Linked DNA regions of Mus musculus: region 1 is linked to region 2. Evidence: chromatin contacts called from ENCODE Hi-C or POLR2A ChIA-PET data. All regions are on one chromosome and are shown on one strand. Each heading gives the region's core, a stretch centred on a gene start or an enhancer-like site at or near the end of the contact. The rest is flanking DNA. Distances are from core to core; before and after follow the strand shown. Region 1 holds the start of Faap20 (Fanconi anemia core complex associated protein 20). Region 2 overlaps Ski (ski sarcoma viral oncogene homolog (avian)).

Region 1 (2,938 bases), core at 195-2,694, 63 kb after region 2:
AATATTTTTTAAAAATTCCTTCCTGTGTGTTGTGAGGGTGGGCACACACACCGTGGTGGAGGTCAGAGGACAACCTCGCCTTCCACCTTGTGAAGGCACTGTGTCCACAAGTCCCAAAAGCTTCAGGCGAGGGGAACCTCCTGTTTCTGCCTCTCCTCTCACAGCACACCTGGAGTCCAGACTTGCGCTGTCCTGCATGGTTTCATGTCAATTCTGAGAACTGACCTCAGGCCCTTATGCTTGCATAGACACTTTGCCTACTGAGTCACCTCCCTAGCCCAAATTCAACTTTTTGTTTTGTTTTGTTTGAGACAGGATCTTTCTTCATAGCCCTGCTTTCCTGGAACTCACTCCATAAACCAAACTCATAGAGATCCTCCTGTCTCTGCCTCCTGGGTACTGGGATGAAAGGTCTGTGCCAGTGTTCTTGCAAAGGATTCAGGTTCATTTCCTAGCACCCACATGGTAGCTCACAACTGTCTGTAACCACAGTTCTAGGCGGTCCAAGACCTTTTTCCAATCTCTGTGGGCACCAGACACATACGGCACAAATACATGCGCTCTCCGAGATTAAACTTGCTCTTCCTCTTCAAGTCTGCAGAGACAGAAGACAACCTTAGTGCAGAAACCATCCCCAGACCCTGGTCTAGACACAACTTCCAGGATGTGGAACCTGGAAGTACACACGGTGTGTGTGTGTGTGTGTGTGTGTGTGTGTGTGTGTGTGTGTGTGATCTCACCTAAGGATGGGGTGCAAAGCTCTGACTGGAGGAAGACCCAGGAAAAGGGTCTGCGAGTCAGATGGTTGCAGGACAGGCGTTTGGAACGGCCCTGACCCCTGGGGGCTGTGAAGTAGAAAGCTACTAGCGAATCCCAATGCGTACATCAAAGTGCCTGGACTTTTGCTGCCACCAAGTGATGGGCTGCAGGATTGCAGGACGGGATATTGGTTAGGTAGGAAGCCCGGGTTTTTCACTCTGAGCCTTCGTCCCCTGGGCTTTGCGGTTTGATTGCTCTTCTCTTTGGTAGAAAAACCCAGTTCCTCCTTTAAGAAGAAGATGCTGGCAAAACTGGGCCTGAGAATTTGGTCCTATCCATGGGGCCTTCCTGAAAAAGACTACAGAACTGGAAACTGAGGCAGGGCATTGTCTGGGAGGTGCCACCGGCAGGGCAAGCCTGACAGCTCTCTGCACGTGTTGACGGAAGGGAGCCCAGGCTCTGCACAGGCTCGAGTGGCCCAATCTCGCACCCCTGCAAACTGGAGGGCAGCTCCGCCCTGTCCCGCCTCTCCCTCAAGGCGGCAGCCTCGTGTTCCCAACGGTTGGGATCTCGGCGCCTTAGATTTCCAGCGCCACAAAGGGGAGCTGGCACTTGGCAGAGCGGAGAGTGGGGGGGGTCTGGAAGCCGCCGGAGCGGATCCCGGTCGGAGGGCGGGCCGGGCTGTAAGTCTCACTTCCGCCGGACGCTGTTTGGAGAAGGATGGAGGAGGAGCGGAGACTGCGGGGGAGGCTGAGCCGTCGGAGGCCGCCCGCGGGGGGCGGGTGAGGCGGGACAGAGCGGAAGGGTGGGGTCCTGGGGGCTTTGGAAGGCGCTGAGACACCGGGAAGGCGATGGGGACGCCTCGATGTTCCCGCCTAGCTGCGGGGTTCCTCGCACGCGTGCATCTCGCTACCAGCCGCGCTCCGCCTCTCTCGGGGCGCGGTCGCTTCTTCCGCCCCAACGCTGCTGTTCCCCACCACCACCTCCGCCACCCCTCTTCACGTCGCCCATTTATCCACTTCTTTCTCAGCCCCAGGCTCCGTTTCCCCCAAGAGTCCATTTACCCTTCTAAGTGAGGTTCCTTCCCGGTCTCTTACTATGGACTCCCTCCTCCATTACCCCATTGTGGACCTGCTCCCTAGCCCTGGTACCCCTCACTGTAGAATCAACTCTTCACGATATCTCTACCATGGATGCCCCGGCTGACTCTTCCTGTGCTTCCCAGGCCCCCTAACTGCCGCCCTTGGTTTCTCTCGGAGGGAAGTAAGAGTGAGCCCTGGGCTGCTCTGTTGCGCAGCACCGTGAGCGGGACCGCGGATTGGACCCCGAACCGTCAGCCATTACCACCGCTGCCTGCTTTTCCCAGCCAGGTGTGTCCAAAAGCACTAAAGAAGGATGACCTGGGAGAGAGTTCTCAGGCCCTGGGGGAGGTCATGGTGTTGGTGGCTGTGACCTTATGGGGACTTACTTTTCAGGAGTCTCTACCTGACCCAGAGTCCACTGTGCCTCCTGAGGCCTTCACTGTGGGATCCAAGACTTTCTCCTGGACGCCTTTGCCACCTGCCCTTCGTGGCTCTGGAAGCTCCCGCCACCTGTTCTGTGAACCTGAAGGCTCCCTGGGGTCACCTACTCCATCCCTGAAAGGATGCCCTGCACTAAATTCTGGTCGAACTCCCAGCGCCCAGGAGTGTGTGCCTGTGCAGAGTCCACTTGCGTTGCTGAGTTGCCCGTTGTGCCAGAAGGCGTTTGACCCGAAGTGAGTGTCCTATCACTTAAGACTTAGCAGGGTGTAAGGTCCACCGACTTAGGAGGCTAAGAGAGTGCCTGGATGTGGCTCTGGCCTTTTGTTTATAGAACTAAAATTTAAATTATAAATATTTACATATATGTGTGCATGGCACATATGCATGTGGAGGTCAGAAGACAACTTCTTGAAATCTGTTCTTAGCTTCCACCATGCGAGTCCTAGGGATTGAACTCAGACCCTCAGACTTGGCAGCAGGAACCTTTATTTGCTGAGCCTTTTTGCTAGTCCTGGTTAATCAAGCGCAAAGTTAGCTTGATTAAGCAGCTGTCAGAACATAAGGCAGCGCCTAGTTCAGAGCCCAACAGTCTCCTCCAAATGATTTAAAAAACTATTTGTGCTGAGCTGGGAGTGGTGGCTTATATGCCTTTAATC
Region 2 (2,902 bases), core at 72-2,571:
GGGCTCCCAGCCCTGGGTCAAGATCCAGCAGAACTGAAGAGCAGGAAAGGCTCCGCATGAAAGGGAAAAGCGGCCATGATGCCGTCAGTGGACCTGTGGCCATCCCTCCCCCAGTTCCTCTTACAGGACCCCGTGGGGGTTGTCAGAGTCACATGATTTGGAGTCAACAGTATCTCCAGGGCCTGAAAAGGTTAAAAATTCACAAAGACTTTTATGTGTTTTTATTTACTCAATAAGAATGTGCAAAGAGGAAAATGGGCAATGGTGAAACAGAACTCAAAGAACAATCAGGCCTCCTCACAAAACTGCTAGACTCCGCAAACATCGGTGGGCACAGCGGCGCAGTGAGAAGAGGGTCAGGAACTCAAGGCCATCCTCAGTTACTGAGTTCTAGGTCAGCCTGGGCTACTGGGTTGAACGCTGGGGGTGGGATAAGGGGGACAAACAAACAAACAAACAAAACAAAACAGGGCAGCAGAATGAGAGAGGGGAAAAGAAGAATAGAAACTTTTTTCTTTTTCAGCCGAACAGCTCCCTGGTAGTGTGTACTTATAGGTGGATGGCCGTGGGTTAACCTATCAGCCTCTGGTATTTGAAGGGATAGAAGTCACCCTGCCTATGTAGGCTGGATACCCCCACCCACTGCATATGTTTTACCGACTTCCAGACTGGGTCAGAGCAGGGAGCTAACTGGACCCACTAATGTGCAGGTGCTCACTGTGGCCATGACTGCTGAGCGGGAGCACTGTGCCAGGGGTCATGTCCCAAAGCTACCACACTACAAAATGTTAGCCCTTCCCTCCATAGGGCTCAGACTGCAACACCAGGACCCCGAGACTTTCCATAATGTGAAATACCTCAGGCCTTTTTTTCCCCCTCCCCAAGATAGGGTTTCTCTGTGTAGTCCTGGCTATCCTGGAACTCACTTTGTAGACTAGGCTGGCCTCAAACTAAAAGAGACCCATCTGTTTCTGCCTCCCCAGTGCTCGGATTAAAGGCGTGCAAGCACCACACCTGGCAACCTCAGGTTCTTTACAGAAAAGTTACTAAAAATCCACAACCCCCTTCCCACCCCCTTGCAGGCCCAGTATAGGTGCCTTCAGAAAGCCAAGGAAAGGTCAGGGGTCAAGATCCTATCTCTAGGATCACCTGATCGCAGAGGACTTGCTGGTTCTTAAAATAATGCTACCGTCCATGACTCAGCTTAGGGACCCAGTTCATCTCCTGCCCTGGGTTCAGGGCATGGCCATTTATTAGAGGCTACCATAACTTATACCCACCAAAGGGGCAGGGCTGGCACTTTCCATTTCCAGGCAGGCGAAAGAATGAGCTAATAGCCACTTCGGCCTTTCACTGCCTTCTCTGCCTGAGCAAGCCTTCCCCAGACTGAGCACTGAGGAAGGCCTTGGGGAAGTGATCCACTTCCTATGAGGTCCCACCCACTAAAGAACTAGAGCTAGCAGGACAGCGATCACAGAAATTATTCTCTCTCTCTCTCCTCTCACAGACTCTCCCCCCTCTCCTTCCCCCTCTCTCCCCCTGTCTCCTTCCCTTCCTCTTCCCCCCTTACACTCTTCCCTTCCCCTCTCACCACCCATCTCTCTGAGCAATCCACTGACCTGAGGAGTGTGGGCAGGGCCTAGAGGCCCCAGCAAGTTCCTGCTGCTAAAATGGGCAGAGCTGAAGTCAGACACTCCAGTGCACCCCTGGGGCCAGCTGAAGAACCCCTCATCATCTGTCACCAGGACAAAAGGCCAAATGGTTTCAGGGGTCACCTCAGGAAGAGTGACTACGACATTTGCACTCTGAATTGGTGGCAGCCTAACAAATGTCTGTGCTTTCAGGTGTCTCCTGGCTATTTGATTACTTTTACTACCACTAAGGCTGTTTCCCTGATCTCAGACTGGGAAAAAGTACCCTCAACATTTAACAGTCCCCAAGGCGCCTCAGGGCAGGAGTGCACAAAGAAGACCCAGACAGAATACCTCCAAGATGGCACAATAACTACAGGAAAAGGCTCTCGTCATGATAAAACATGCATTTCCCTTAGGGGCAATATTTGTGAGGCCACACTTAAGGAGCTTGGGACAAGTCACTCTACGTTACAGAAGTTACAACAGGTCCAGGAGATGGAGACACAGCTGCTCCAACAAGAGCCCAGGCCACTGGATAGGATGCACAAAGGCAGTCCTGCTGAGACCGAGGGTTCTGCACTCTGAGGCAGAAGTCCAGCACCCCACCTCTGTAGTCAGTATCCAGTAGTTTGCTCCAGTTTTTATTCTCAGGCATACACACACTCACACTCACATGAAAGTCAGTCTTCCCAGAATGGTGGTGAGTACCTGCAGGCATCAGGCTCAGCCAGACGCACCTTTGCCCACTGCAGTTTTACTGGCCCATTTGCTTGATTTTTAACATCATTTCTGGGCTTCTGAAACACTTAACCTTGGTGGCTGGAGATTTAGACCATTCAGTGGATTTGTAACCCTCAGAAGGCTCGACCCTGTCAGAGGTCCATTCCCCGTGGTCTGTGCAAAGGGCAAAGGGTCGTGAGAACTGAAGATGCACAATAAAACTCAGGGCAGTGACCTTTTGAACCCGACTCTCTACAGGGTGAAGGCCTGCAGAAAACAGTGGCCAGCGGCACACTGGGCCTCAACCTCTTCCCAGAGTTTGGCTGCCTCTGCACCTGCCCAGAGGGGGCAAAGGGTAGTGCAAGGAGGCCAGTCCTCTCCCCAGAGAAGGACCAAAGCAAACAAACGCTGCCCTCCTAGTCCCGGGGACGCTGCTTGTTGTTTTGTGGACCAGGTGTGTCTTAAAAACCACTCTCTGGAAACACTGCCAGTTCTCCCCAGGGTGCCAGCCTCTAGAGCCATCAGGACAGATGTTTCCAGAAACCTCC

Evidence for each region. Hi-C counts contacts between places; a loop is a spot of excess contacts on that map. ChIA-PET counts read pairs that join two places held with the same protein, here RNA polymerase II (POLR2A).
Region 1: a map of heart shows a loop between it and region 2 (4-fold over the local background). The contact joins the promoter of Faap20 here to the enhancer-like site in region 2. A Hi-C loop is called at or near these places in 6 of 37 maps with a recorded cell type or tissue (CH12.LX, T-helper 17 cell, heart and 1 more). POLR2A ChIA-PET finds 5 or more read pairs at or near these places in 2 of 5 experiments (Patski and embryonic stem cell).

The regions. Positions count from the first base shown.
Region 1 is chr4:155,248,522-155,251,459 of GRCm38, forward strand. Faap20 (Fanconi anemia core complex associated protein 20) reads left to right here and starts at 1,445. Exons shown (of 4, transcript NM_001190445.1): 1 at 1,445-1,541; 2 at 1,985-2,129; 3 at 2,235-2,515. The coding sequence starts at 1,480.
Region 2 is chr4:155,185,915-155,188,816 of GRCm38, forward strand. All of the region lies in intron 1 of Ski (ski sarcoma viral oncogene homolog (avian)), which reads right to left. Among named protein-coding and RNA genes, the nearest start is that of Ski, 35 kb to the right of the region's middle. Within about 2 kb of position 1,322, at least 1 of the 3 ENCODE cell types and tissues checked has a DNase peak (open chromatin) inside an H3K27ac peak, as active enhancers do; it is heart, where a contact is called at or near this core.